Linked DNA regions of Homo sapiens: region 1 is linked to region 2. Evidence: chromatin loops called from intact Hi-C (ENCODE). Cell type or tissue: IMR-90. All regions are shown on one strand. Links, peaks and the distances in the headings refer to the core of each region. The heading gives the core; the rest is flanking DNA.

Region 1 (16,316 bases), core at 5,324-13,323, 73 kb before region 2:
TTTCATTCTGCTTCTTCACATGCTACATTCTGTATCACCTCCATTGTTCCTTCCATCTATCCAGTCTTTTTTTGCCAACACCACCCTTTTTGATTTTTCACTTTTCTGTATATTCCAATATTTCATTTTCCAAGAAATGGGTATTAAATTCTTCTGCCACTTTCTCAGCATAGAGGATATTGTATGTTTTTTCTTATTGGTTCTATTGATGTAATGTTATATATTCATGATTTAATAAATTAAACTGCTCATGAATTCATGCAAATAGGTTTTTCTCAGGAATTCATGAGACAGGTCTCAATCAGTTTTGAAGTTTATTTTGCCAAGGTCGAGGATGTGACCAGGAGACAGGTCTGTGCCTTTCTTGAAAGATGATTTTGACGGCTTCAATATTTAACGGGAACAAGTGGACTGGAGGGGAGGGAAAGAGAGTATGGTTACATTATGGAATCCACATGTTGCAAGATAAAGGAGCAGGTAAGGGAATGGTCAATTTTGTATTTGTCTGGAGCTCAGTAAATCCACACTTTATATAAGATAAGGTGGAGATAGAGTAGCTACCTGTGGAAATATTTAACCTTTTATATGTACCTCTCTGCTTAGGAACAAAAGGAAAGGCAGCTTCTTTGTAGGTCTCAGCTTTCAGCCTGATTTTTAATTTTGGCAGAGTGAATTGGGGTCCCAAGTTTTATTTTCCTTTCACATTTCGATCTCAGTCTTCTAGAATTTTACCCACTATTTTTACATCTACACTTACATGTGAATTTGGTCTTTAGTTTTGTGTGTTCTCATTATCACAATTTTATGTGAGAATTTTGAAAGCTTAGTGAAATGAATTGGGTTTCCTTAATTGTCTATGCTTTGGGGCATAATTTATATATTAGAAGCATTATCTGTTCCTTGAAGATTTCAAGTAACTGACTCGGAAAACCATCTTTATATCTAACTCACTGAGCCCCTTAGCAATGAACACGTTTAATGATCAGATCTAAGAGGAATACAATACCAATTATGTAGTCATTCTGCCAAAAATGCATAACTGAAATCTAATCATGATGACATAGAATACAAACAAATTAAGGGACAGTATGCAAAATAAACAGTTGAAATATACTTTTCAAAAATACCTGTGCCATGAAAGACAAAAAAAAATTAAAGAACTTTTCTAAATTCAAGGACACTAAAGCGACATGAAAACTAAGGGCAATGTATGATCCTCAGTTGGAGCCTGGATTAGGAAAAATGGCTGTAACAGATATTATTGAATAATCGGCAAATTTTTAATATGACTATAGGTTAAATAATAGTATTACAGCTGTGTAACTTACCTGATTTTGGTAATTATGCTGTGGTTATGTAAGAGAATGCCCTTGTTCTTAGGTGATGTTCTCTGAAGTATGGAGAGTTAAGGAGAAAAATGGTCATAAGGAACAACTCTTTTTTACTTTTAGACAATCAAATTAACGCCATTGTAATTACACCAACTCAATTGGAATTGACACAAATATTTTTCCAGACACAACAGAAACTCACTAAATCTAAGTGTTTATTATGAATTTTAAAAATCTCATTAATAAAGCATTAGATTATTTCATACATCATTTATATAATTATTTATAATCTCTGTATTTTCATGCTAGAATTTTGATAGGGCTATAACAAGTAGTAAATAATACAATTGGATTCTGCATATCTCTCATAGTTTTGGCCAACACAGATATTAAAATCATGCTAATGACATAGTTACATTGTGTCATGTATGTGGGCCCTTTTTTTTAGAAGGAACTCTAAATAAACTCAGAGTGTGTGCATCTGAAACCTACAATGAATCTGGAAGGTAAATAGCTGTACCCCTCACTGTTTACTGGCCAACTGTTTACACAGCTCATGAAAAAACACATGTATGTGCCCATTCAAATGTTTTTAATCCGAGAAAATTGTCAGAAATAACCTGGAAGCATTTCTTCCTGAAGACAAAGTCTGAGGGTGGTGACCTGTAGAGCGAGAAGACGTTGATCTACTGTCTTCCAAGTGCAAGATTCTGGGCTAATGAGACAGCTCAGGGTGAGTTTCAGTGCCCAGGCAGCAGGCTGAGATGAGGCCTCACTCTTCTGTGGAATCCATTTATTTACATGCATCTTGCTATGTTTACAGATGGGCAGCAGATTAAAAAAACACCATAAGTAAGCCTAAAGGCACTTAAGAAGAGTACTATATTAGTTGAATAATAAAACTGAGTAAATTTTAGAATGTAACTTAGATAAATTGGGGTTAATAAAGAAATGTCTAGGTATTAAAAATTGTTTTCACCGGGCGCAGTGGCTCACACCAGTAATCCCAGCACTTTGGGAGGCCAAGGCAGGCAGATCACCTGAGGTCAGGAGTTTGAGACCAGCCTGCCCAACATGGTGAAACCCTGTCTCTACTAAAAATACAAAAATTAGCCAGGCATGGTGGCAGCTGCCTGTAATCCCAGCTACTCGGGAGGCTGAGGTAGGAGAATTGCTTGAATCCGGAAGGTGGGGGTTGCAATGAGCTGAGATCGCGCCATCGCACTCCAGCCTGGGCAACAAGAGCGAAACTCTGTCTCTAATAAATAAATAAATAAGTAATTGTTTTCACCTAGATGTCTTGGAATTTTATGGAGAAATTCTCAAGATTTGCCTGTGTAAATCCATGACTTCCCAGTTCTCACGTTCTGCATGGGCAATGTTGGACCAATTATATCACCCAGACACAATATGCAGCTTCCTTCATGTCTGTCTGGCTCTGCTCTCTTTCCTGGAAAACCCTCTCTCTGCCCCATCTCAAGGTAGACGCAATCTCTCTTGACCAGTTTCTTGATATACATAGAAACTATTTTAAAACCTATTAACTGAGAAAATATATATGTCAACACACACGTCACTCACAAATATACAAACCTTCGCTTTTACCATTTAATAAATTATATGCAGAAACTTAATAAAATCAGAGAAGACAGAGCAGAAAACAAAATCAGTTTTGTTTTGTTTTGTGTTTTATTTTTATTTATTTATTTTGAGACAGAGTCTCTCTTTGTGGCCCAGGCTGGAGTGCAGTGGCACAATATCAGCTCATTGCAACCTCTGCTTCCTGGGTTCAAGCTATTCTTCTGCCTCAGCCTCCCGAGTAGCTGAGACTACAGGAACATGCCACCAGACCTGGCTAGTGCCCAGTACTTCAGGAGCCCGAGGAGGGCAGATCACGAGGTCAGGAGTTCTAGACCAGCCTGGCCAATATGGTGAAACCCCGTCTCTACTAAAAATACAAAATCAGTTTTTAAAATCTCAGGTTAATCAGGAAGGCCAGGAAGAGTGAGTGGGATTACAAGTGTCTGAAAACCAAGGATTGTGAGCAATAAAAAAGTGGAGAGATCCAGACCAGATGCCAGCAGGGATGGGGAGAAATTCTACCCAAAATCTGATGGGTGCAGAAACACATCTACTCATGCCTAATAATTTTTTTATTTGTTTCACTCCTAGCACTTTGGTCTACCTGATCCTTTCTAACAACTAACACAGATCCTCAGTCACCATTCCCAGTCCATTATTCCCCTGCCCACACTCTTTTCACCTGCAGGACAACCTCTCCCCTCCATGCCCCAATATTCTCCTCCATCCCATTCACCCTTTGAAACGAGCCGATAAACTAATCATAGTGGCATCGTGGCTGTTAAGGCTCGGTGCAATAGCTTCCTGGGGTGTTGTGTTTTAATAGAGAACAAGAAGCCTTCTGATAAGAGAATACATCCCCAACTGTGGCATTTCCAATAAGATACTGCAGGAAGAGGATATGTTTTTCAAGAACAGCAAGCATCCCGATGGCTCCCATCTGCCTGGTGAGCTGCTTCTCTGCCTTCGTCTCAGGTTGGCCCTGCCTGTGTTTCCCCAGTGTCATTGCCTGCAGTCAATCTCCTTTCTAAAATAAATCCCAGAACTAGCTATGTCTTTGTCCTTTTCTGACATCTGAAGACTGGCATGATCTGAAAGCAATCTATGCCCTCTCGCCTCAAACACTCTCTAAAAGGAAATATCTAAAAATATCTAAAAGCAAATTCCTGCATCCCTAGAAATCTACCATGGCAAAACACGCACACGCGCGCGCGCACGCACACACACACACACACACACATATAATGATTGTAGGACCAAAATAAAAAATCTACGGCATTTTTCCTTGGTGGTACCCATTGGGTTAATCAAATTTCATCTAAAATAAGTCATCTCGACCCCCAGGCAGTCACCAGGAAGAAATTTAAGTTCAGTAGTGATTCAGAATCAGAGGATAAACACAAACATGTGTCTTTGGCACACAGAGAAAGCCTGGGGACAGGATGTGGTTGCAAAAGGAATATTTCCCCTTTAAGCCACTGGTTTTGTGAGACGTTTGGTAAGAAAAGATTAAGAGGTAATTTTCCTCTGAGGGCTTACAGGAAATAATTTATGAACGTAAATAGCTACCAATGTTACTGAAAGTTAGAGGATGCTTAGGTTTGTTAGTTGTCATTAGTGTAATAAGAACAGACTTATAGACAGTTCACAATATTACAAAGTAAGTTAAATAAATTAAATGCCCTATTAACACTGCATTTCAATGTAATGTTTCCTTGTTATTACCATAGCAAATAATAATGCAAAAAATTATTCCTAGAGGATTCTTTCTAGGTTGCAGACCAAAAAAAGGTGGCAGCGGTGGGGGGAGCTTATAGAAGAAAAATAAACTTAAGAAATAAATACCTAAGTTTATAGTTTGAGCGTTTGGTTAAATAGTGGTGTAATTTACCAAAATCTAAAGTAGGGAAGATGGGCAAGAACAGGTTAGGGAGCAGGATGGTGAGGATTAAGGCAGATTCTGCTTTGGACATGTTCTGTGTGAACTGCCTATAGAAAATTCAAAAAGAAAGGTCAAGTACACAGTTGGGTATACAAATTTAGAACTCTGTAGAAGTTTAGGCAAGTGACATCAATGTAGAAGTCATCCATATATAAATAGTATTAAAGTAAAGGGACAAAAATGAAGACAGAGAAAGATCCTGGCCAAGACCTGGGGTTCATTGCAGTGTATCTGTATTATTCTGTTCTCACCCTGCTAATAAAGACATACCCGAGGCTGGGTAATTTATAAAGGTAAAAGGTTTAATTGATTCACAGTTCCACATGGCTGGGGAGGCCTCACAATCATGATGGAAGGCCAATGAGGAGCAAAGTCACCTCTTACATGGTGGTAGGGGAGAGAGAGTTTGTGTAGGGGAATTCCCCTTTATAAAATCATTGGATCTCCTGAGACTTAATCACTATCACAGCACAGGAAAGATCCGCCTCCCCATGATTCAACTACCCTCCACTGGTCCTTCCCACCACACGAGGGAATTATGGGAGGTACAATTCAAGATGAGATTTGGGTGGGGACGCAGTCAAACCGTATCAGTATCCATATAAACATAGAGCACAAGGAAAAGCCACAATAAAACTTTTTTTTTTTTTTTTTTTTGTTTTTTAGATGGAGTGTTACTCTGTCATCCAGGCTGGAGTGCAGTGGCACAATCTCGGCTCACTGCAACCTCCGCCTCCCAGGTTCAAGCGATTCTCCTGCCTTAGCCTCCCGAGTAGCTGGGATTACAGACACATGTCATCATGCCCGGCTAATTTTTGTATTTTTAGTAGAGACGGGGTTTCACCATGTTGCCCAGGCTGGTCTCGAACTCCTGACCTCAGGTGATCTGCCCGCCTTGGCCTCCCAAACTGCTGGGATTAGAGGCTTGAGCCACCACGCCCGGCCAACAAAACCTATTTTGCCTGTTAAGGAGTTCTCAGCCATCTTCAAATCATTAGATTCAAGGATCAGTTGGCATCTCAGGAACCCTCAAAATGGATAATGGGCAAGAGTTTAGTGAAAGAGTTAGTTACCAGTATGTGATTTGGTTAACAACAACAGGGCAGGGCAAAGCACCACGTTTCTGCAAACACTACGAGCCAGGGCCTGAAGGGGCTGCAACAGAAGGAAGTTGTCATCCAGGACCCAGCCAGAACCACAGCCACGGGAGAGGTGTCCTGCAAGGGGTGTGCTCCTCAGGACATGAGCACAGCCACTGCAGAGCCCCTGGACCTCCAGCTTCTCTATCTCCTCAAGTCTCCTCTTCACCAAACCCAGCGGAGATCAGCGCACAAGGCATTGCCAAGATGGTCCCGGAAATCATTCTCCCCGGGGACAAGGCCAGGGAGAATAGATGTAGATGGGGAGACAGAGAATCCCCAGCATATATTATTAGTGTAAATAGTTACAATTGACCATATGTAGGTGGTTACTGTCAGAAAGTGGACGCTTATATGCTGTTCAGTCTTTGCCATTCAAATGGCAAACTTTTCAAACTGGAGCAGAGTCGTCTAGCTCAGTTTTGCCTGTAATTATCTTTCTCTCTAAGGCAGCATCTGTACCATACCTTGCTTCCCACGTCCATTTCCATCCACTAGGGCAACACGGGCCCCATGCTTGTTTGTCAGAGGTTCGCTCTGTGGGGCGTCATGTCACGTGGAGTTCTGGACAGGGCGAGGCCCCTGAGGCTCTGACTCTTCTCTGCCCACAGCCCTGGGCTCTCTGTGCCTCGGGGCCACGTGTCCTCATCCAGCCTCGCAGCCAGGAACTGGAAACTCCCTCAGATTAACATCAAGTTCAATGCCAAATTCCTGGGAAAAAGCCCAGGAAACCATGAGTGTCTCCCAGGGTCCTGAGACTGAACAAGAGTGACTCGCAGAGACCCGCTGTCTTTTGCTTCCACGCCCCCACCCCCAGGGCTTTCTTGGCACCCCAGGGATTTATCTCCATCTGACCTTATCTTTCACACAGTTGTTCTGACTCATACTCCTCTTGGTGTTTACAGATCCCTCCATGACATGTAGTATTTATTTTTTACACAGGTTGTTCTTTAACTTTAAATCTAATTTAAATTTAACTAGCCGTGTGGCCACCGTATTGGGCAGTGAGGGCTTAGGCAGTCTCACTCACTAGCTGCGATGTTCACACCTGCCCCAAGAAAATCTCATTTTTTAATGGAAAGAAGTTAACAATTAACAAGTTAATCTTGTTCAGGTACTCTGCTGAGTGCCACTGTATACGTTATCTCATTCAAAACTCACCTCAGCTTCGTGACTAAAGAAAGTGAGGTTTGTCAAAAATCTCACTTTTTGAAGTGAGTTAGTGATGAAGGTTGGATTTGAACTCAGATATATGTTGTATCTTTTTAAGTTAGGTTTTTTTGTTCTATTTTCCCAGGGTTGCCATATAGTATAGTAGTTAAGATCCGAGCTTTGGAGGCAGGTAGGTCAGTTCTGCAGATTAGTTACTTGTGGCCTTGGGTTAGTTATCCAACCTGTCTAAAGCATCCTTTCTTCATTTGCAAAGAGGAGATAAAACAAGTAGCTCCTTTACATATTATGTGTGTTATATAACATTCTAGGTGTATTTCATGATGTAATACTTATATGCAGAACTTAACAACAATTTAATATTATTGTTAGTTATATGTAAAAAGTCATTTCAAATCATTCTTTAATTTAATCATTAAAGGAGAATCCCAAGGGCCTCTACCCAGCCACAATTTCTTGAACTCCTTGGAGATGATGGTTAAGAAGAAAGCATAATGCTCTCTATCTCATTTGATAAAAATCTTCAACAAGGGAAAAAATCAAAGCCTCTCTTGGCTCTGAAAGCATTTTTTCAGTTGTTTAAAATTTATGATTCAAGGGTTGTTTGGTTTTGCCTGCCATAATAATCATGGGAGGGTGTAAGATTTCGCCATAATAATCATGGGAGGGTGTAAGATTTCAACAACTATCTGCCATGAAGGCAAACATTTTCCTGTGTGCCAGGCCCTGGCTGATCTTGACAAGACACAGAGCTTTGAGTCTCAAATCAAGAGGTCACTGGAGCTTTAGCAGTCACCTGCAGCCACTGGGAAACGTGGTCTCAGAGTCCTAGGATTGCTCTCAGGAGAAGAAATCTTAAAGATTAGTCTTTTCAATCCCCTCACCCCGAAAGCCAAGGATGCAAGCACGTAACATTTAAAAAAATATTTGGCCCTGTGTTACTGTTCTGTCAAATATCAGGCATTACCAGTATTTTACATTAATTCCATTATTTTTTTCCAGAAGATTGTATCACAGTTAGCTAGACATATATCCATGATGGTATAATCCTGTTGACTCCTATTAAATTCTGGGAAATTGCTGACTGTTCTTCAGAAAGCCAAGAGTATTTCTCATGTGAGGGTTTTCTAAACAAACTCAACTGAGATTTTCACAGTTCATGTGTCAGGTGGTTATGTGGAAGAGTGCAAGGATCAAATAGCCCACAATGCCTCAGACCGGCCCACAACATATGTAGCTTTGATATAACTCAAGGACAGTGGGACGCTGGCAGGGTGGCAAGGGACAGTCACTGTGCTATACAGTGTAAAAAATTTCAAAAGTCAAATTTCTCTTTTGTCAGTTTCAAAATGACTGGCTGACTCATGCTAGTTCAATGGGCTAAAAAAGCCACAAAAATCTCAAAACCGTTGCTGATTCAGAGCAAAATGATGGTCTACAGCCTTTCTAGAGATAGGGCTTAAATTTGTGGAACATGTCTATTATGATGGGCGATAATCTTGATCACATTTAACATTAAAAGTAGATTTATGAGTGATGATGTAAGAAGATGCTGAGCAGGAAGGAACTCTGAGACTGGAGCTTCAGATGCTTGAGGATGAAGTGAATGGTCCTTTCATCCTTGCCCAGAGTGTCTCTGTCCCTCTCTCCACATGGAGACAGGTGACAGTAAAAGAAAAGCCCTGAGGTTTGCTAGGAGCTGGGGTCAGGTGCATCCTAAGATCTACCTCTTCCTGTCACCTTCTGAACATTTTTTATTAGTGGAAACATTATTTTTCTTCCATACAATGAAGTCAGTATCTTCTTTATTTTTTATTTTATTTTATTTTTTGTGAGATGGAGTCTCGCTTTGTCATGCAGGCTGGAGTGCAGTGGCACAATCTCAGCTCACTGCAACCTCTGCCTCCCGGGTTCAAGTGATTCTCCTGCCTCAGCCTCCAGAGTAGCTGGTACTACAGGTGTGTGCCATCACGCCTGGCCGTAGAGATGGGTTTTCACCATGTTAGCCAGAATGGTCTTGATCTCCTGACCTCGTGATCCACTCGCCTAGGCCTCCCAAAGTGCTGGGATTACAGGCATGAGCCACCCCGCCCGGCCAAAGTCAGTATCTTAATTTAAAACCAGTGTTTGTGGTTCTGATTCAACTGCTACAGTTCCTCATGCAGTTTGAGAACAGAGGAATACACATTCTGTTGCTATGACAAGATGACTAATAATAAAGAAGATCTATTACTAACACAATAGTGGTCCAAGTCTTGGAGAAAGTTTTGCAGATTGGAGTTAAATTTAATGCAATTTAATCTGATAATTTTTTTAACTTACTGCTGAATATGGGTCCAGTCATTTACCAGAAAAGTCAGAAAGACAGGAATAAAAAAACCAAAGGTATTTGGCAGGATAAATTATCAACTGGAACACAGGCTTTTAGTAATAGATCAGAACAACACATGGAGGGAGTATCAGTTTCTCACAGCAGTCTTTTCATAGAAAAAATGGGCAGGTGCTATCAAACTTTCACCAAACATGGTGACTATGCCATACTGGGAAGGATGGCAAGCTTCAGAAACTACTGCCATGTTAAAAGATGAAGGTACTCCTAGTGATGTTGAGGAAGATATCATTTTGGAAACAAACAAAGAAATTAACAAAGATATCCAGTGACACTATGATATTGCAAATACTTTCACTATTTTTGCTAGTTGGTTTTGGAATATTTTCAGTTGGCATTATGTTAGATATAGTACAACACTGAGAAATTTCAATGGTTTGAGACTTGAGGAGATGTTGGGATGAGGTCAATACATTTTGCATGTAGAGTGGACATAGATCTTTGGGGATCAGAGCATGGACTGTGGTAGACAGAATATGCCATCCCCCAATGATGTCCATGCCCTAATCCCCCAGAACCTATGAATATGTTACCTTACATGGCACAGGGGCCATGTTGATGTGATTAATTTAAGGATTGGAAGTAGGAACATTATCCTGCATTGTCTGCATGGGTCCAGTGGAATCACAAGGTCCCTTATAAGAAGGAGGCAAAAGGGTCAGAGTAAGAGAGATGTGATGATGGAAGCAAAGATCAGAGAGATTTAACATACTACACTGCCAACTCTGAAGATGGAGGTAGGGACCATGAGCCAAGGAATACAGGTGGCCTCTAGAAGTTGGAAAAGGCAAAGAAACATTTTTCCCCTACAGCCTCCTGAAGGAATGCAGCCCTGCTGACACCTTAAATTTAGGACTTCTGATCTCTAAAATTGCAGTATAATAAATTTGTGTTGTTTTAAGTTACTAAGTTGGTGGTAACTTGCAATAGCAGCAATGGGAAATTAATACGAAGTGTTCAAAAAGGTTACAGAAGTTTTCATTTTAATTTCTGCACTTCTTGTTCTCCATGAAAACTTGGAAATGACATTGGCATCAAGGTTAACCACTGCAGTAAATGTAGGGAAGATGGATTCACCCGTTGAAAAGTAGAACCTAGGAATTGGCAGTTTGGCCTTAAAGCAGATTCCGGCAACTGTAGTGGGTTTTCTTGCAGCTGTAGCAGCAATTATTTTGGGCTGGATTCCAGAAGGAAAATAAAACTTTGATCATTCCATCATTTTGTGCTCTAACAGAGAGAAAACTACCTTCCATGCATCTCTTCTGCAGAGAATAATAATAGTTTAGGTTATTGTTGGTTCAAAGAAGAATGGTATAAATTCTGTTAATGTCACTACAGCCATTGCTGCTAGTTTTGGCAACCTTACAACTCTATTTTTATCTTGAATAAGTCAGAGTCTAATACTCCTGTCTTGAGACTTATTACTACGTATTAGTTGGTGCCTTTTTCTCTGCCCTAACTCCCATCTGAATTGTAATGACTGCCAAACATTCAACCACATTGGCAGTTCTCCAATCGGTCTCAGGGCCTGCCCTAAGAGCCAGGATTGTAAGTGGCACTGGGCCTTACTCTGGAAACATGTGTATCTGACCCAATGTAATTAGGATTATTGCTATATACTAATAATATTGGTAGTAATTGGGCGGTTGTCGATGCTAGCAGGATTTCTACCTAACTCAATTTGCGTAGCACCCACGATAATTGTCTGATGAACTCAAAGGTTGTTATTACCCACTTAGGACATTTTTGTTCCAAAAGTAATAGGTCTGCTGAAGTTTTATTGATTTTAGTGATTCCAGGGCATTTTATTCCTTTACACTTTCACTTGTTAAAAAAAAAAATCCTACTTCTTCAACTGTAATCTTCACCGTAATTTACTTATTTGCTTCTGTGTCACAGGTATTTACCTTGTTATGAATTTCTGACAGGATAGCCCATCACTTCTGGAATCAAGAAAAGAACCCTGATAATTTCTTCATCCCATATCTTTTTTTTTTTTTTTTGATACGGAGTCTTGCTCTGTTGCCCAGGCTGGAGTGCAGTGGCGCAATCTCGACTCATTGCAAGCTCCGCCTCCCGAGTTCACGCCATTTTCCTGCCTCAGCCTCCCGAGTAGTTGGGACTACAGGTGCCCGCCACCATGCCCGGCTAATTTTTTTTTTTCTTTTGTATTTTTAGTAGAGACGGGGTTTCATCGTGTTAGCCAGGATGGTCTCGATCTCCTGAACTCGTGATCCACCCGCCTTGGCTTCCCAGAGTGCTGGGATTACAGGCGTGAGCCGCCGCGCCCAGCCTCTTCATCCTGTATCTTATGGAATTGGTTGATCTGTCTGGGTCAGCTTTATTAGCCTTAAGTGTTCATTTTCAGTGGTTTGTTAGAGACTGAGATCAAGATGTTAGGGACTAATAAATCCTGCTAAATCTTCTCAGATGATCAAGGAGAAAAACGTACAGCTCCTTGCCAAAAATTTTAAGCCAATAATTTGTCTTTTTCCAGGAAAGATTTGGTTGGCCCAGATTAAATTAAATGACCTTCTCTTCTTTAAAGAAAGGAATTGGTGTTGAACTATAATGAATAGTATTTGTGATGCCTTTCATAATATAAATGATAATTTGACATTGACAAGGATACAAATTTCAATCTCTGGAATTAATTAAATGGGAAAGGATACAGGATTTTGCAATGAATAATTTTGGAACCACACACATAGAAGAAATGTACTTTATCATTGTTTAATTTGTAATGTAAGGTTAGGAGAAATAGACCTCGAGTTTAACTTTCCTTATCTTACAGATGTATTGTACTTCAAAGCAAACTATAAAAATAAGGAGGCCAAGCCAAGCTTTTTTACCTTCATGCCAACTGAGGAGAAATTTAACAATTGCTGATTAACAAAAAAATAGATAAGTTTCGCTAACCTAAAAAATGTTCTGCTGAGTAAAAGATAAACTCTGTTTCACCTGCATCTATCAATTGTCATGAAAGACTTCATGGAAAGCTGCACTTTTAATTTTTTTCAAATTGATACAGGGTCTTGCCTTGTCTCCTAGGCTGGAGTACACTGGCATGATCATGGCTCACACAGCCTCAACCTTCTGGGCTCAAACAATCCTCCTGCCTCAGCCTCCCCAGTAGTTGGGACTACAGGCATGTTCCTCATGCCCAGCTAATTTTTTATTTTATGTAGAGACAGGGTCTCACCATGTTGCCTGGGCTGCTCTCCACCTCCTGGGTTCAAGAGATTCTTCTGCCTCAGCCTCCCAAAGTACTGGGATTACAGGCATGAGCACCGTGCCTGGCCGAAAGCTGCACTTCAAATATAGAATGCCCTTGAGAGATCTTTAATTACAGCAAGGGCTCATTTTTGATTATTGATTTGTAAAATTATAATTGATTTTTTTCCCTGAAAACTTTTAAGTAGTCAAAAACAGAAGATAACCTCAGTTGTGCTCATAGAGACAGTATGGCATGAGAAGTTGTGCATATGTGCATGAATAGATGTGTGTGTGCATGCTTTTAACAGAGAGAAAGAGATTAAAAATGTTGCTTTTGTTGTAAAATTAAACCTTGGATTGATGATAGCAAAGATCTTAGTGCTATTGGAATAGCATCATTATGAAATTATTTCTTCACACTTATCATTGGTATGCTTTTGTCATTTGTCTAAAAATTTTGCTATTGGCCAGAATGTAATATTTGTTATCTGTGTAATCAATAGTTTCTTCTAATTAAAAATAAACTATACCATTTAATATAACCAAAATATAAACAAGATTTATAATGAGCAAGTGATTTATTTGCTTTTGAAAGAAGTCCATAAAACTCTTAGCTTACCCTTCTTTAAAAGAAAAATTGGTAGTTCTTCTCTACTATTGTACATGCCTACAAACATCATTCATTTGCACACATTTGTTTCCAAGCAGGGGTTCTATCATACACTTCTATGTTTTTCCAGTACCTTTTAAAAAAACTCTAATCTATATTCTAAACACTTGAACCAACAAATTAATTATTTAGTAGTTAAGCATTTTATATAATGCCTAGTTCATTTTTTAAAAATACAGTAGGGGTTGTTTAGGTCCATTAATCAAATAAAGGAAAGAAAAAAAAATCGTGTTAACTTTTATTCTTGTGGTACAAGTTTTGTGTTAGTGTCGGCATGATCTAAATAGTAGGTTGTTTATATTGAACAAAGTGTGCCTGTTAAACTCTTTAAAACAAGGAAAATATGTTTTAAAGTTTATATTTTTGCTTATTTTTAAACTTTAAGTATTCCACTCTCTGTCTTGTAATGAAGCTTCCAAGGCAGAAAACAAATTTAATAATAAATTTTTTCCTCTAGAAAGTTATAATGTTGTATAGTAAACATTCTTATAAAATAATAATGATGTTTAAGTTAATGAATATTTATCTTTTTGCCTAATAGATTTCTTTTTTTTGAACAGTTTTGAATTTGAGTTCTTATTGCTCTACATTCTCACCAGCCTTTGGTGTTGTTAGTTTTTTGGATTTTGGCCATTCTGATAGGTATACAATGGTCCAGGCTCATTATCTCTTATCTGAAATGCTTGAGACCAGAAGTGTTTCAGATTTTGGACCCTTTTGGATACTGGAATGTTTGCATATACATAATGAGATATTCTGGGGATGGCACTCAAGTCTAAATAAGAAATTCATTTATATTCCATATACACCTTTTATACACATAGCCAGAGGGCAATTTTATACAAACTTTTAAATAATTTTGTATATTTGCAAGAAACAAAGTTTGTTTACATTGAACCAGTAGAAAGCAAAGGTGTCACTATCTCAGCCATCCATGTGGGCAACCTGTGGTCACTATCTCAGCCACGATGTAAACAGTAGTTTATTTCTCTGTTTCTTCAGGTCATTTAGGGTGGTTATTCCATTGTTGTTTCAATTTGCAATATCCTAATAACATAGGATGTCGAACATTTTTTCATATGTTTATTAACCATCTGCATATCTTCTCTAGTGAATGTATATTCAGATCTTCTGCCCATTTTAAAATTGGGTTGTTTGGTTTCTTATTGTTGAGTTTGAAGAGTTCTTTGTATATTTTAGATAACAGTCCTTCATCAGATGTGCCTTTTGCAAATATGTTCTCCAGGTCTTTGCTGCTTCTCTCATTCCCTTATCAAAACTTTTGCAGAGCAGAAGTTTTGAATTGTAATAGAGTCCAGATTGTCAATGATTTCTTTCATAGATTGTGCCTTTGATGTTGTATTTTTAAAGTCTTCATCATGCACAAAGTCATCTGGATTTTCTCTTACATTATCTTCTAGTAGTTTTATAGTTTTGCATTTTACATGTGGATCAATGGTCCATTTTGAGTTAATTTTTTGTGAAGGGTATAAAGTCTGTGTGTGGATTCATTCTTTTTACACGTTGATGTCCAGTTACTCCGGCACCATTTGTTGAAAAGACTATCTTTGCTCCACCATATTGTCTTTGCTTCTTTGTCAAAGATTAGTTGACTTTATTTATGTGGGTCTATTTTGGGGCTCTCCGTTCTGCTCCACTGATGCATTTGTCTAATATTTTGCCAATACCACATCATTTTGATATCTGCTGCTTTGCAGTAGGTCTTAAAGTCAAGTAATGTCAGCCTAACAACTTTGTTCTTCTCTTTAAGCATTTTATTGGCTACTCTGAGTCTTTTGCCTCTCCTTATGTACTTTAAATCAGGTTTAAATGTCCACAAAGTAACTTGCTGAGATTTTGTTTGGAATTGCATTGATTCTATAGCTCAAGTTGGGAAGAACTGGCATTTTGACACTATTGAGTATTTCTATGCATAAATATGGAACATCTCTCCATCTATTATTTGACTTCTTTCATCAGAGTTTTGTAGTTTTCCTCATACAACTCTTACAATATTTTGTTACATTTATACTTAAGTATTTTATTTTAAGGATCCTAACTAAATGGTATTATGTTTTTAACTTCAAATTCCTATTGTTTATTGCTTGTATATAGAAAAATATTGCCTTTTGTATATTAATCTTGTATCCTACAATCAATATAATGCCTTATTAATTTCAAGAATGTTTTGGTTTGTCAATTCTTTTGGATTATCTACACAGAAAATTATGTAATCTTCAAACAAAGAACAGTTTTATTTTTTCCTTCCCAATCAGTATACCTTTTATTTTATTTTATTTTCTAATAACATTAGCTAAGATTTCCCATATGATGTTGTAAAGGACTGGTGAGAGGAGACATCTTTGCTTTGTTTCTGATCTTGGCAGGAAAACTTCTTGTTTCTTACCATTATAAGTACTTAATATTAAGCACCATTAAACAGCTGTAGGCTTTTGTAGCTGTTCTTTATCAATATGAGGAAGTTCCTTTCTATTCCAAGTTTGCAGAGCACTTTTATTATGAATGGGTGTTGAATTTCATCAAATCTCTTTTCTGCATCAATTAACATGATCATGTGATTAATATGCTTTAGTCTGTTGATGATTTGTATTAATTAACTTCTGAATGTTAATCTTGGGATAAACTCCACTTGGTTGTGGTCAATAGTTCTTTTTATAGTTATACTTATCCAATAATAGTTCATTGTTTGATTCAATTTGCTAATAATTTGTTGAGAATTTTTGCATCTATGTTGAGAAGAGATTTTTTCTGAAGGGTAATACTGGCCTCATAGAGTGAGTTAGTTAATATTCCCACTGCATCCGTCTTCTAGAAGAGAATGTAGAGAATTGGTATAATTTCTTCCTTAAATGTTGGT
Region 2 (16,316 bases), core at 4,105-12,104:
ATTTCTTGGGATGCACTCCCCGTTGAGAGAACCTGTCAGATGATGGATTTTAGTAAATACCAAGAAAAAGCCCTGGGAGACAAAGCAACATGGCTTCCAGATACCAACAGCACAACCATTGCCTGTAACTCCTTCTGTACTTTCTTAGAGAGCTCCATAAAACAATATATTCATCAATGCAGGCATATTTACATTGCAGAAAACTCAACTTAGACTGGATTAAATAATTATGTATTGGTTCACGTACCTGGAAGTCCAATTGAGGAATAAAGTACAAGTTTTCTTGACCCAGATGCTAAGAGATGCTGTCTCGTCACTATGTCTTTTGCAGATTACTAATTCTATGTTGGCTGCAGGAACAGCTCATGCTTAGGTCACGGGCCGCTGGTGCACAGTTATCTTTTATGTTAATTGACACAAACCGAAAGGAAACACCCCAAAGCTAAGGATCAGCTTTCTCCTAAGTACAAGAGCTGACTAGGGAGAAATGGATACACAACGACTATCTAGGTACTATTTGAAAGAGTACTCATTTTAATGAGAGAGAATTTAATTCAAACTGTCCCCATTAATCAGGGAATAAACCTATGAAGAATAAAGATCCATTTACACTGCATTGGAACAGGCAAGGATAAAATTACCTTCTCTCTAAGATGTGTGGACAGAAAAGGTAAATCTTAGAACCCATGTCAGTTTGGCTGCATGTGACAGAACAATGCAAAATACCAGGATTAAGCAACATAGAAGTTTATTTTCCTTTCACATAAAAGAATCCAGAAAAAATCTGGTCTGGTGACGCTATGGTTTTAAAAAAGGAAACAAAAAATAATCAAGGGCTTCCAGTTCCTATTGTTCTGCTCTTCAGTGCCGGCTTCCATCTTCAATAGATTATCTCATCGTTAAAAGTATCTGTCTTTCAAAAGCTCTAGCCCGTCATTACTTCTACATTTCATTTCAAACAAAGACAAAGAAAAGCCAGAAGGGTGCCGCCTTACTCCCGCAAAGAGCCTTCTTGGAAGTCCTAAGGCAACACTTATGCTTGCATCTGATTGGCCAGAAATGTGTCACATGACCATATCTAGGTGAAAGAAAACTGCTGGGCTATGCAGTCTTTCAGCAGCATACCTTGCCCAGGCATCCACTCTCGTACAAAGGACACAAGGAAGAATACCAGAAACTACTGATTCTCTTATTCTCAGAACCTATGGAAGTGACCTAGAATAGCCAAGACAAATTGAAAAACAAGAATAAGTTTGGAGGACTTATGCAATTGGTTTTAAAAAATTACAGCAAACTAAACTAATCAAAAGAGTGTAGTATTGGCACAATATACACATCAATGGAACAGAACAGAGTATACAAAAACCGATGCAAACATACATAGTCAGTTGGCTTTTGGTAAAGATTCCAAGAAAATTCAATGAGAACAAAACAGTCCTTTTAAAGAATGCTTGCTGTAATAATTGGGTAACAGTTTGGGAGGAAAAATTAAGCTCAACCATTGCCTCACAATATACATAAAACATTAATACAAAAAGGTGTTATAGTTCTAAATGTATGAGCTAAAACTCTAAAACTTCTAGAAGAAAACAGAAGAAAATCAGTGTGGCATAAGGAGTCCTTGAAAAGAAGAGAAAACTCAGAAATCATGTTAGAAAAATATGGTAGAGAGGACTAGTTTGCAGCTCTGGACAGAGTAGCATGCAGAGGCTTGCATTGTGAATTTTAGCTCCAGATGGACTGCAAGAACAAATCAGCAATTCTCAGAGGACCTGCAGGCTCTCTGAAAGAAGCAGACAGCTCCTTGCAGGACACCCCAAATACTGTGAGTGCCCCAGGTGCAGAGGTGGGAAAGGGAGACCCTCCTCCCCCGAACACACCCCACCAACTAGAGAAGCTGAAGGTCTGTTTGCGGGAGAAGTTTTGGACTTGACCCGGAGCTGAGTCAAGTTAGAGAGCCAGTGAAATACAGGGGTAGGACAAAGCAGCAGAAAGGCCCTGGGAGCTCGCTCGGTCCCCAGCAGCCCATTCCTGCCTGGCACCACAAGGATCCATTGGGAAGGTGGGCAGAGGAGCAGGGGGTAAAACTCCACAGGGAGAAGGAATTCTCTCCCTTAACTTTGTAACAATTTGAACCCAGTGAGAAACCTCCTGGCCAGAACTCAGGGAGGGCAGGAATTCACAGGCAGGGGAAGAACCAAGCCCTTTTCTCTCACAGCTGGGAGGCGGATAGCTTCAGGCAAATTTTCAAGTCCTTCTCACCCTCTTCCTGGAAACAGACTTTGGGCTGTCGTGTGGGGTGTGGTGGGAGAGAGACCCGGCCCTTCAGTTTGTGTGGGAGCTGGCTGAGGCCCGTTACTGCTGGCTTTCCTCCACTTCCAACCTGCAGGACTCAGCAGAGGCAGCCATAATCCTCCTAGTTACACAATTCCAGTGTTGCTGGTGAGGCAAAATGGTGCATTCACTTCAGAAAATAATTAAAAAGAGGTAAAACTGACACTGACTGAAACCGCATACAGTAAGATTTTCTGTTGCTTTAAAACTGGCAGATAAATCACAATATCCTGAATTGTAGAACTGCAAAATTCGATCTATAAAAATTTGTCAAGAGATATAATTACTGTAAATAAAAATTCACAACAGGAGAAGTGAGTCTGTCAAATTTGATGGCAGAAAATATTCCTTAAAGGAATCAAATCTGTGTGTTAAATATAAAAGTTAATTCCAATGAGAAAATTACATGGAAATATGGAAGCTATTTAACTGTGCCATATAAAACACTGACCCATAACTTAGTTTGACATTATGGGATCTGTTTCAGAAGCCACAAGCTTGATGAACAATGTCTCAGTGTTGCCATAATTATAATTTTTTAAGTTTGTATTTTAAAATCTTCCATGTCAAAATGTCGAAGGTCACAATGGCCTGAGACCATGAATTTCCTTTCCCGTTACTGTGTCAGTGGGCGCACCACCTGAGCCACCCGTGGCCTTCCTTTCACAAGGAAAAGGAAGACATCAGCGTCTCCAGGTGCTCCTCTCAGCGTGACAGGAAGAATGGCAATCACTAAAGAAAACCAAAGAAAATGCATATATAACTGGATCTAAAGAACTCTTTCAAACAACATTATCTCCTCTCACAAGTTATTTTACCAAACGATGCTGCAGTGCAAACTGCAGAGCCCAGCAGTGCGGGTGAACATTCCGGTTTCTCTGTTCAACGTTACCTGTCCAGCACCAGACCCTTGCTGGGTCTTAGTGCAATGACACCAAGGATCACACCTGAAATTATTCGAGAGACAAAACCTAGAGGGAAAGGAAATTGTAGAAAGATTGCATTATTTACAAAGTTAAACCATTTTCTGGAATGTGTCCAAAATGGCTGTTATTGGGCAGGGAGACCTTGAGGGCTGTGATCAACCCATTTGGTTCTGCCCCATGTAAATAATACGGCAACTCATTCTGCCTATACCGATGATAATGAATTGCAAAAATGTACAATTGTGTACTTGCTGGAATTCATGATTCTTTAATCACTAAAAAACAGATATCAAATGTTACTTGCAAAAACCCAATAAAATATTTCTAATTGCATTGTTGCATTTAGTATCAATTCTCTCATTATGTACTACTGCTCAGTAGGTAATTAGAAATGCAATGCACTTATCTCCACCTATTTTTATTTCATCCTTATTTTTACAGCCTCATCTTTTCACATAACCCTGGCTGAAATAAAACGTGTACATTCAGCAGTCTCAAAGCAGGATAATTGCAGTGCTCTCTCTGTTCTTCATCATTCTCCCTTCAAGAAACTCAGTCAACTATTTTCTTCTAGAACCCTTCCTAACCAAAACAATCAAGAAAATGAGTTTTCATCTCTCAGTGTGAATCAACCACTCAAATGGTTTTACAAGTCGACCTCATGAGTGTAGGACTGTACCATTCATAGACACAAACTGTCTCCTTGTGGGCTGTCCTCATCGCCTGATGCCCGGCCCTGCTTTCCATCTGGCCATCATAGTCTGGATAATCCCTTCTTCCTTTTTCAGATCTCCTTTTTTGCTCCTGTTAGACAAATCTCCTTGCTGCCCAACTGAATCTACCCTTTGTTCTGAATGGAAAACTATTCTAAAAAACAGCAATGAATACGAAAAGTGATCCATCTGCAAAGGAGCAGGATAAAAGAAGTTCTGATCCTTGACAATAGTCCCCTGTATAGGAAATTTCCAATAATTATACCATCAATACACAACACCAAGAAACATCAGTGAGTCTTTTTCATTTCCCATTTGACAGTAGAAAGTGATTGAGTCTATAATAAATGAGTCTATAAATACTAGTTAATATCAATAATGAATGAATAAAACACTGGAGGGAAAAAGACTTACGCCATTTCAAAACTCGCTTAGCCAAAATGTGATCGAAGATAATCCACCATACTGGGTATATGCACACCATAGAATACTGTGCAGCCGTAAAAAGGGAAAGAGATCATGTCATTTGCAACAACATGAATGCAGCTGGACATTATCCTAAATGAAGTAATGCAAGAACAGCAAACCAAATACGATGTCTTCTCACACACAAGTGGGAGCTAAACATTGGATACTCATGGACATAAAGATGGCAGCAGTAGACACTGGGGACTACTAGAGGAGGGAGAGGAGAAAGGGCTGAAAAACAAACTGTTGGGTATATACTCAGTACCTAGGTGACAGGCTCATTCACACCCCAAACCTCAGCATCGCACAATATACCCCGATAATAAGCCTGTATATGTAGCCCCTGAATCTGAAATAAAAGTTGAAGGGAAAAAAAAGAATACACTATGCTGAAATAAAAAACAAGTAACAAACGCTTAATAACTACTAGGTCAAATACGACATTTAAACAATGAAATGATGGACTAATCAGAAATTAATGACAGTAGAGTTCACAAAATGTGGCCTCCGTAATTTTTGATTTGGGAAAAATGTTGCCTTTTTATTGTCTAATATATCATTAATTTAAAAAATATATTCGATGAACAACGGGAGAGTCATTTTTGTGTACAGGATAGAAGTTCATATGCATTTATTAGAATAGCTTATATAATTTAGCAAATTATTTGTATTTTATTAAAATTTAGTAATTTAGTAAATTTTCAAATCCTCTGTTTTCTGTATCACCATGCTGAGAGAGCTATTTTAAAGTTTCCCAATGCTATCATGTTTCTGTCAATTTCCTGTTGAAATGCTAAGATCTTTTGCTTTACATACTTTAATTCAATTTGTTTTAGCACAGAGTGTCATAGATGTTATACCGACAAAATGAATAATTGTTTTGTTTTTAATTTTTATTTCACAAGAAATATACAAAATTATAAAAATAACACACAGATGCCTGTGTACCACCAAATCAACTTGAAAACCAAAACACTGACTGAACAGTTAGTTCATCTTTGTGATCTCTCCCCGGGCTATCCATCTTCATTCATCCCAATTAAAACCTTTATACTAATTTTTAGGTTTATATTTCTCATAAATTTTTATACCTTTGCTAGAACATTCATAAATAATATAGTATTATAGGATACTTATATAGTGGAATTTTACGCAGCAATAAAAATAAATGACCTTGAGTAAGACTTTTCAAGTGATATAAATCTAAAAACCCTATTTAGCAAAAATAAGCTAGTACAGAAGAACATATGCAATGTGAAACTATTTACATTGTAATTTTTTAAAAAAAGAATTGTACCTTATATCTATCAAATAATCCTTGTTCTCCCACTTTAAGCCGTTTGCATTGAATTATCTTTTACTATTTAGTATACTGAAGTTTGGTTTGTTTCCATTTTCATGATTTATGTGTCCACACTTATGCTTTCATTCTTTTAAAGGCAGCTTTGCTTTAGATATGTTTATTTATACAAAATAAAATGTGAAAGGCTTTGTCTTTTAATACGGTAGTTAAACCAACAGCATATATAACTGAACTATTTAGACATCTTTTTATCTTGCTCTTTCATGTTTTTAAATTTTCTTGCTGTTTCTTTTATTTTTGTTCTCTAGCCAAATAAACTACACGACCTTCATTTTTATCACAACCAGTGTTTTCATACATAATGGATAGAGAGATTGGCAAGATAGATGATTGACAGATTAATCAATTTATAGATACATCATATCTTGTTTTCAACAACCAGTTTCAGGCTTTTCAAAACTGTACTTAATCTATACTTCTTAACCTATTCCTTTTTTCATTGTCATAGTTAAGTCAAAAACAGTATATTTTTGTTTTCTTCTCTATGCAGTAGAATATTTTAATTATATTTTGTTTCCATCTACTCTTCCCTTCGTCCCCACTGCTAGACTTTATTTGTATAATTAAAATTCTAAATATTTTATTATATTATCATTTTTAAATATACATGTTCTTTTTTGAGAAAATGTTTGACATTTGAATTTTCTAAATCAGGTATACGGGTGTTTTTATTTATTTCAATTGTTCAACTTTTTTCCCATTTGCCATACTTCTCTTGCTACTTGTCTCCCCCTTTTTGAGATTAATGTAGACCTATCTTTCAAAGAGATGGGTTACCTTCAGATAGATATCACAAACACGTGCATGAACCATGTGTGAGCATGTGTTTATTTTGTCTTGACACATTAAAAGGTGGTGATTATAGAGGACAAAATCAGGCTTGGTGCAGTGGCTCATACCTGTAATCTCAGCACTTTGGGAGTCTGAGCAAGGAGGATCACTTGAGCCCAGGAGTTTGACACCAGCCTGGGTGAAATAGTTAGGCCCTAACTCTACAAAAAAAAAAAAAATTAAAAAAATTAAAAAAATTAAAAAAATTTAAAACTTTAGCCAAGTGTGGTGGTGCAATACCTGTGATCCTAGCTACTCAGGAGGCTGAGGTAGGAGGATCACTTGAGCCTGGAAGGTCAAGGCTGCAGTGAGCCATGATCATGCCACTGCACTGCAGCCTTGGTGACAGAGTGAGACCCTGTCTCAAAAAAGAAAAAAGAAATTAGCCAGGTATGGCGGTGCATGCCTGTAGTCCAGCTCCTCGGAAGGCTGAGGTGGGAGAATCACTTGAGCCCAGCAGTTCGAGGGTGCAGTGAGCTATGATCACATAGCTGCACTCAGCCTGGGCAACAGAATGAGACCCTGTCTCTAAAAATAAAAAATCAAAAGTGACAGGACAAAATTCGGAGCAGCATTTACTATTGCATCTGAGAAGTCTCAGATGAGGCTGACTTTTTCCTTTGTGAGAAGTCAATCTTTTTTCCCTCCTTCCTCTCCCATATCTCACCCTAGATGATTATAAACGCTAGCTTTATTCTTCTAGTTAGAAAATTTTGCCAGAATATCTGTAGTCCCTTTGTCTTGGCATCATGTGATAAAATCTTTTCATCTGTATGCCCAGCTCAGAAAAGTTGCTCTCTACTGCCACCTCCGCCTCATCACATCTTTAATTATTGCTTCTGTTAAATTACCCTGGTTTCTGTTCCAGTCAATTATCTCTGTGTTGGGTCCCTTTTCATCTTTATATGTGTACTATGTTATTTCATTGTTTGTATTTGTTTATTTAAACAGGGTCTTGCTCTGTCACCCAGGCCAGAGTGCAGTGGTGCAATCATGGCTTACTGCAGCCTCAACCTCCTGGGCTCAAACGATCCTCCTGCCTCAGCCTCCCAAGTAGCTGAGACTACTTGTGTGCCACTGCACCTGGCCTGTTTTGATTTAGAATCTTTAAAACACAGCAGACCCCTTCAATAATTAGGAGAAACACAAGATAGAAATATAGATTTTATTACCTACAGGTTGGGGGGCACACGGCACGCCCAGAGGCTGCACACTGAGGTCAGGGAGATCAGACAGGGAAAGAGAATGAGGGATCCATGGGTCAACACCTTTATTGAGGTTCAGGACAGTGTCCAAACACACTTCTGGAGAGAAGTTTTCATTGGTAGATTTGAAAGAAACAAGCATGAGTTCCATGCTATGACTGAGAGAGGGTCACTGCAGCATGTCTCACAGTCCCTGCAAGGTGTAGCGCTCAGCAGGGCCAGTCAAGCAGGTGGGATCTGGCTGTCCCATAGGGAGGTGGTCACCAGGAAGCAGCTGTGTAAGAAGACGCCTGGATAGACCATACTGACGAACTGGGGAGAGGTGTAGAACTAAAAAGTGTGTCAAGCGTGATTGAGTCCTGCTTCTGATATGAGAAAGCTAAACGTATTTAAAATGGATGTTGTCAGGGCAACATAAAATCATAAGAATTCACTACGCTCATAATTTTTCCATCTTTATTTTTTCTGTATTGTGCGGAAAGTTTTTCTCAAGTTCATCCTTCACATTTATTGATACTATCTTCTGTAGAACCAATTCTGGTTTTTACATGAATATATATGGATTTTAATTATGAAATTTTTAGCACCCTAGAAGTTCTTCCTATTTCATTCATCTCCCTTTTCTTCCCTTTCTTTTATTTATCGCAGTTGCTTGCCTCTTTATTATTTTACTCTTTTTTCATAGAGGCTATATTTTCCTTTATTTATGATTACAAAGAGCTTTTTGAATTTTATTCTTCTGTTATTTTTTTCTAGATTCATATGTGCCCTATGATTCCATTAGAGTGCTCTCTCTGCCTGGATTTAGGGTACTTTTTCAAGGGTCCATGATATTTTTTAAATCTGTTTGCTCATCTTTAATAATGCTCAAGAGTTTGTCAATAAACTGGGTTTATGAATCTTCATTTTTTTCTACTGTCTGCCAACTCAAGTATATAATCTCCAATCATTAACTAGAGGCAGATAAGGATGGATGGTGGGGTTTGTAGATTTCCTTTGGTTTTACGCCTCAAGGATTTTGTGTTCTATCACTCTGCTATCTCAGAGCTACAATTAGGAGGAAAAGCCTTATTACATCAGGCTGCACTTTCCAAGAACCTACTAAAGTACCATCTCTCTTAGATTGTTTTTGTCTGAAACAAAAATGTAGTGCATTAAGAATTACAGTCTTCAACATGGGCTAATACTAAGGATTTCTATCAATGACCCAAGTCATGAGCACTTTAAAATACTTTTCAATTAAAAATGATGGGAAGTGTGATGGAAAGGTGATTGGGCTAGAAAGTCAACTGTGGTAAATAGTGTAGACTGGGTCATTCAACACCTGTTTCTGTTCACTTTTAGTTTGTCTTGCTGTAATATCAAAATCGGGAAAGATGAAAACTACCTTTCCCAGTCTCTATTGCAAATAGTTTCCTCTGAGGTCAACTTTCTGTTAAGCAGATGAACCCATGCAAGAATTCTGAGGTAGAAGAGAGCAGCAGAGGTGGAAGACATGAAGAGAAATGAAGTCTTCTGGCAAACACAGGGAAAGGGTGTTAGGTAGTTCTGCATCAGTTGTAGGAGAGCTTAGAGTTTCCAAAACATTTTGTCTTGGATTCTAAGCAGGACCCTTGGGGTTCTGCTAGTGCAGACTGGATATTTCTTCTGAATTTTTGGATCCTGGCTGTATAACATCTCTGCTTAATTCCCTGATGCACTGTTACTCATTTTTCTTCATATTTTATGGATTTTAACTTGTTTGAAGGCCGTGAAATGAGTTTATCTGTGTTAGTTAGCTACCTTGTGAGGAAGTTCCAACTCTCTTACTGACTGCCCATAGAGCCATTGGTGGAAGGACTCCAGAGGGCACATTTCTCATCTCAGCCCATGTAAATGGCACCTCCAAAGAACTGAGATACGATGATACTACTCTCCATCTCTACCACTCCTCATTCCACAAAAAACAAATAAAGCCAGATCCAAGAATACACACACCAGGGACCAATTACAACATGCGACCTAACAGAGAATGGTACACACTCCAAAAAAAAAAAAAATTCTATTTCTAATTTAATTTATTCTTCAAAAGTTTTCCATTAAAACAATACCAAATCCTCGATATATAGTGGATTATCATAGTGACTATTTGTTAACTCCAATGGCAGCTGCTATTTCCTTTGGATATGTTTCCCAGAGTAAATCAACACATACCAGGTATTTAGTAAGAAGCTCTTGACCTAGAAGAAATGTTTTTCTCACATTCCAATAAGCAGAAAACACTAGAATCTATTTGTCACTTGTCTAGATTATCAGTACACATTTATGTTCTTATCTCAGGACTACATCAATTCTATAGCTCCTGCCATGCAAAATTCAATCATCAGAGACGTTGATCCTATCATCCTCCTCCCGCCAGCGAAGGATATTTTGTTGGTCCGCTGCATTAGTGACATCACAAAGATGGGACCTGATGCTAGAAAAATCATCGGTACCTTAGATGCCCTGGTAAGACATATGCATGACAAAGGATGAAGACTGAATCCCGTAAAAATTGAGGAGGCCAATTTGTCTAGGGTATGTTCAAATATCACCTCCCAAGTTAAAGACAATTTGCTACACTGGGAACACCTACCATTAAAAAAATTATTGTGCTTAATTGGCCCATTAAATTTTAAAGAGAACACTTCCATATTTGAATGTATTGTTCTAACTCATTTATGAAGCAACCCTTTGGACTACAGGGCAAAATACCTTGCCCGTTAGCTTTTATGATTCAGTGAATTGAAAAGACCCTCCCCTCACTGTGTCTATAGTTTATTGGGAGGCTGTGGCAAATTCCTGTGGCAAATTCCAATAGGAAAATCACAGAGAATGCCCCTGAGTTTTGCAACAAAGCTCCACTCTCTTCAGCAAGCAGCTTTTCTTCTAAAAACCAGCTCTTGGCTTGCTGTTGGATCCTGGTTGAAAATGAACTAATCCAGGTTGCTATAAATGAAATGGGTGTTTTTTGTTGCACCAGACTGAAGGCATCATCAGGAGTGAGCAGAAGTAGACATAACAGCAGTAGAGACACATACTTACAGGAAGGTAGTTGTACAAAGGGAGGTATCATTTTCAGGGCCTTTAGCTTGGGGACAAGTATTGTTGGCATAGCACGAGGCAGTGGAGACACCAGGAGAGAAAACTTAACTTCTCTGACCTGGGAAATTAGAAAACTGATTTGGGAAAACTGTTGTTTAGAGTGGGAAAAACTTGGAACAGAAAAATCCAAGAAGAGATTCCAAAATATGCCTACCCACATCTTTGAGTGACTTAGGAACCTGCCTTCATAGAATAGACTCAAAGCAGTTTAGCTAATGACAAACTACCTAAACTGAGAACAGAGCCACCATCTAATAAAGTTTTCAATTCAAGTTCAAACAAGACAATTGCCTGCAAAATTAAAACAAGCATTGGAGAAAATGTTATAATGTCCAAAATGACCAAAGTAAAAAGAACCAGGAAAAGGGAACACATTCTCGAGAGAAAACAAAATCACCTGTGAATCACCCCAAGATGACTCAGATATTAAAACTAATAATTGATGATTTTGAAGTGGCTGTGATAACTATCTTTAGAGGGTACAATAAATATGTTCTCAATAAGTGAAATTTTAGGAAATCTCACCTTAGAAATAGAAATAACAACAATGAGCCAAATGGAAATTCTAAAATTGAAAAAATAAATTATCTGCAATAAGTAACTCTTCTTTTAAAAATCAATTCTTGGCTTGCTATTGGGTCCCAGTTAGGTCCTAGATGAATAAATGTAATAGCTGAATGGAGATGTCAGAGGAAAGAATAAGTGAACTTGAAGACAGAGCAATGAATACGACCCAGCACAATGTGAAGAATAGTGCCGTAGTTTGGATATCTGTCCCCTCGGAAACTCATGTTGAAACTTAATCTCCAATATGGCATATCTAAAGGTTGAATTTTCAAGAGGTGACTGTGTCATGTTGGCTCTGCCCTCGTGAATGGATTAATCCACTCAGGGATTAACGAGTTATCACGGGAGTGACATTACTGGCTTCATAAGAAAAGACAGACCTGACCTAGCTCACCTTCTCAACATGTGATGCCCTGTACCACTGTGGGACTCTACAGAGTCCTCACCAGCAAAAAGGCCCTCACCAGATACAGCCCCTCAACCTTGGATTTCTCAGTCTCCATAACTGAAAAAAATAAATTCCTTTTCTTTAAAATTACACCATTTTAGGTATTCTGTTATAAGCAACAGAAACAGACTAAGACAAACAGAAATAAAAGCTAAAAAATCAAAAGCATGAATAGAGTACCAGGGACTGACTTGTTAAATAATACAAAACAATGCAACATAAATTTAATTAGAGTACCAGAAGAACAGAAAGGTAATGGGGAAAAAGTAATGTATCTGAGGAAATACTGACTGAAAATGTCCCCATCTGATGAAAGACAGAAATTTAAAGACACAAGATGATCAACAAACACCTAACAGAATAAACATGAAGTCCATCATAATAAAAAATTTCCACGTCAAAGGGATGAGCAAATCTTGAAAGCAGAAAGAGAAAAATAACACATTAAATAAAGAAAAACAATTCAGTTAGTGGGGTTGTCTCATCAAAAGTCAAAGTGGCCAGAAGAGAGTCAAACAACATTTTTCAAGTGGTCAAAGAAGAGGCTGAACAACTCAAGAATTCTATAACTGGTGAACCTATACTTAAAGAATTAATGCAAAATAGAAATATTTTCAGATAAAAGATAAACTAAGGAAATCATTATAAAAGTTTCTAAAGAAAGTCTTCAGACTGAAGAAAATGATAGCAGATGGAAACTTGGATTCTCAGAAAGGAATGAAGATCACTGGAAACCATAAGTGAGTCACATTCCCTTACTCTTATTTGCCATTTAAAGTAGAGGTGTAGCGCAAACAACTGTAGCATCAAAAATATGAGTATATATAGACACATAGTGTTGTAAGGTTTCTATATCTTATAGGAGGTGGTAAAATATTAAAGTGGGCAGTAAAAGGCTAAAGTTATATGTACCATAATCTCTAGGACCATCACTATAATGCAAAGAAATATAGCTAAAAGTCAATAGGAAAATTAAATTGAAATTATGAAAGTATTCAAATAATCCAAACAAGGGAAGGGATAAGTAGAAAACAAATAATAAAATGATATCTTCATATCTAATCATTGGAATAATTACATTAAATGTTTTTAGTTTTTGGGTTTTTTTTCTATAGAATAATTACATTAAATGTTAAAGAACTGAATGATGCAACTAAATGAAGAAATTACTAGAATGCATGTTAAAAATCAAATAACATGTTGTCTACCAAAAATGTAGATTAGGTATAATTACAGATATACTGAAAGTAAATGGATAGAAAATGATACGCCATGCAAACATAAGCATGAGAAGCCTACAGGCCTCAATTAATATAACATAATACAAATTTAAAGACAAAAATATTACCAGAGGTAAAGACAGACAGTATGATAAAGTAGTCAAATCATCAGGAAGATGTGCAAGTTATGAATTTAACAAAGCTTCAAAGTACATGAATCAAAACTTGATCCAATTAAACAAAAAACAGATAATTCCACACTCCAAATTATATATTTTAACATAAGAGTCTGCCAACTTTTTTCCCAAAGGACCAAAGAGTAAATATTTCAGGCTTTGAACATATTCTTTTTGTGAGTGTGTGTGTGTGTGACCTTTTAAGAATGTAAAAATCATTCTTAATTTGACAGCCTGTGGGCCAGCAATTTATAGATGAGTTCAACAAAAGAATCAGCAAAGACAGAGAATGTTTGAACAACACTATCAGTAACCTAGAGTAAACTGATATTTATAGAGCTACCCAGCCACCCAACAACAGAATACATATTCTTTACAAGTACGTAAGCTACATTTACTAGAATGGTCCATATGCTTAGTAATTTAAGGTCTCAAATTTAAAGTTTCAAGTCACGTGTTCTGACCAAGATAGGATTGAATTAGAAATCAACAACAAAATACATAGGAAAATCCCAAATGTTTAGAAATTCAACATTTTGAAATAATTAATGGGTGAAACAAGAAATCACAAAGAATATCATTCAGTGATTAAATAAAATTGTCATGAAACGCAAAATGTTAAAATTTTTCAGGCGTAGACAAAATAATGCTTAGAGAGAAATTAAGGACCTCATAGGACATCTGGCTAAATGTCTTTTTTTTTAGATGCATGAATAAACTAACATCAAGAGATTTGCAGAGATTACCACAAGTGATTAATGGCAAAATCACTTCTTTTTCTTTATGCCTTGATCAAGTAGCTCAGTGCATGTTACAAGGTAGTAGCTCAGTAATTGCATATTGAATGTGAATAGATGACTTCTAGGTATCTGTGTAGAAGTAAACGCAAATGGATTAAAGTGTCGTTACAAAATATTATAGTTTACATACTAATTTAACTTTTAAAGTGATGCAATTATTTTAGCTTATTTTTTCAGAAGGAAACTACATCCTTAAAATGTTGTATACTTCAATAGCTGACTCTATAATTATTGTGACCAAGAGACAAAAGGGCTACAGTTTTTTTTTTTTTTAAATAAATTTTAGCTAAAATGTTCATAGTTTCCCAAAGAATGGGAACAAAAATTCTGCTTACCTCACTGGCTTCATTGGATTTTATTCCGTCTTCTGCCTATCGGAGTCACGTGACACACCCTGAGACTGTGACCTTTATATTGGTTCTAACCAGAAAAGGGAGAGCATCCATCTCCACAATCGCTACAGAGCTCCTAGTACGATTCACTGGGGCTGCCCCAGAGGAGTTAACCCAGACTTCAGGATTTCCTGACATGCAGAATAGTTTTTCTTTTTTGTTTTTTTTCTTTTTTTTGGGACAAAGTTTTACTCTTGTTGCCCAGGCTGGAGTGCAATGGCGTGAGCTCAGCTCATTGCAATCTCCGCCTCCTGGGTTCAAATGATTCTTCTGCCTCAGCCACCTGAGTAGCTGAGATTACAGGCGCCCGCCACCATACCCAGCTAATTTTTGTGTTTTTAGTAGAGACAGGGTTTCACCATGTTGGTCAGGCTGGTCTTGAACTCCTGACCTCAGGTGATCCACCCGCCTCAGCCTCCCAAAATACTGGGATTACAGGTATGAGCCACTGCACCCAGCCCCAGAATAGTTTTTCATGTGTTGATGCTCACCTCACACCCAGTTATGATTTACTAGACTGTAAACTTAGAAGAAACCAAAACTATAAAGAAATTTAAATCCATCTTCTTTTTCTCCATCTCTACCAGACTGCTTCACCCTAATCCTTTACCTTGTTTTGCCTGGGGCATTATAATTACTGTCTCCATTACTGCTGGAATGACCTTTCTAACGTGTGGAAGATAAGGCCCAATATTCTCCACATGGAATCCAAGGTTTCTTGTGACCAGATGTCTGCATTTGCTTTCTCACCAGTTTCTAGATTGCATTTTGCTTCCCAAAATTCCAAGCTATCATGCCTACATAGATGTGTACGCGTCTGTGCCTTTGCTTATGCTCTTCTTTCTTTGTGAATTGTCCTTCTCAGTTGTATTTGCTAAACTCCTATGTATACTTCAAAACTCAGGTTAGGCATCACCTCTCCTGGCCTCCTCAGGCTGAGCTCAGTGTCCTCAAATCTCTGTTTCCATTGCCCCTATATATTTGATTGTTTATCACATTTAATGTTTTTTTCTTTTTCTTGAGATGGAGTCTCACTCTGTCGGCAGGCTGGAGGGCAGTGGCTCCATCTCTGCTCACTGCAACTTCCGCTTCCCAGGTTCAAGTGATTCTCCTGCCTCAGCCTCCCGAGTAGCTGGGACTACAGGTGCCCACCACCATGCCCGGCTAATTTTTGTATTTTTAGTAGAGACGGGGTTTCACCATGTTGGCCAGGATGGTCTTGATCTCTTGACCTTGTGATCCACCCACCTCGGGCTCCCAAAGTACTGAGATTACAGGCATGAGCCACCACAGCTGGCTTAAATTTTTTTTTTTTTCATTTTGTCTCTCTGCCCCAAAGAAATTCTATGTGCTATATTCATTAATCCCTAGCATAGGATCTCACATAGACATTAGATAAACATTAAACTTACTAAAATCTCGCTAATTTTTAGATAAGGAGAATGCAATTTTTATGCATTGAGCACCCCCAATTTCCTCTGGCAAATTAAAGATGTTACTTAGTTTGTAACAATTCAGAAAACTTTAACTATGGTAGCTCCAATTGCACAATTGGTTGGCACCAGGTACTTACAAAACAGAAAGCTTCAATTCATGGAAACCTAGAGCACTGCATTACAATGATCACTGGTGCTGTTAATTGTAACTCTCTGGAATAGAAACACGTGACATTAGCCAATAACCATGGTCTCTTATGATGAGCTGCCTACTTCGTATAGAGATGGCTCTCGTTGTTATCAACGTCGTTTTC

The links. A loop is a pair of places that touch in the nucleus more often than their neighbours do. Peaks named below come from ENCODE experiments on the same cell type or tissue, not always from the same donor. Only the 100,000 strongest peaks of a DNase experiment are listed, where the experiment ranks them.
Region 1: a loop joins it to region 2, with 2.2 times the contacts of the local background. A loop is called at or near these places in 29 of 110 quality-filtered maps.

What each region holds. Positions count from the first base shown.
Region 1 is chr18:11,316,878-11,333,193 of GRCh38, forward strand. It overlaps LOC105371993 (a long non-coding RNA gene), which reads right to left and starts at 2,142. Exons shown (of 3, transcript XR_935154.3): 1 at 1,952-2,142; 2 at 1,329-1,390; 3 at 1-411. It also overlaps the pseudogene LOC100130329. In IMR-90, for the core only: no CTCF peak of the experiment used is centred there; DNase peaks (open chromatin) are centred at 6,764, 8,564 and 9,334; H3K27ac peaks cover 1,433 bases.
Region 2 is chr18:11,391,439-11,407,754 of GRCh38, forward strand. The region is part of intron 1 of LOC107985173 (a long non-coding RNA gene); the gene reads right to left. All of the region lies in intron 1 of LOC124904250 (a long non-coding RNA gene), which reads right to left. LOC105371995 (a long non-coding RNA gene) reads right to left here and starts at 337. Exons shown (of 2, transcript NR_188006.1): 1 at 248-337. In IMR-90, for the core only: a CTCF peak has its summit at 7,457; no DNase peak of the experiment used is centred there.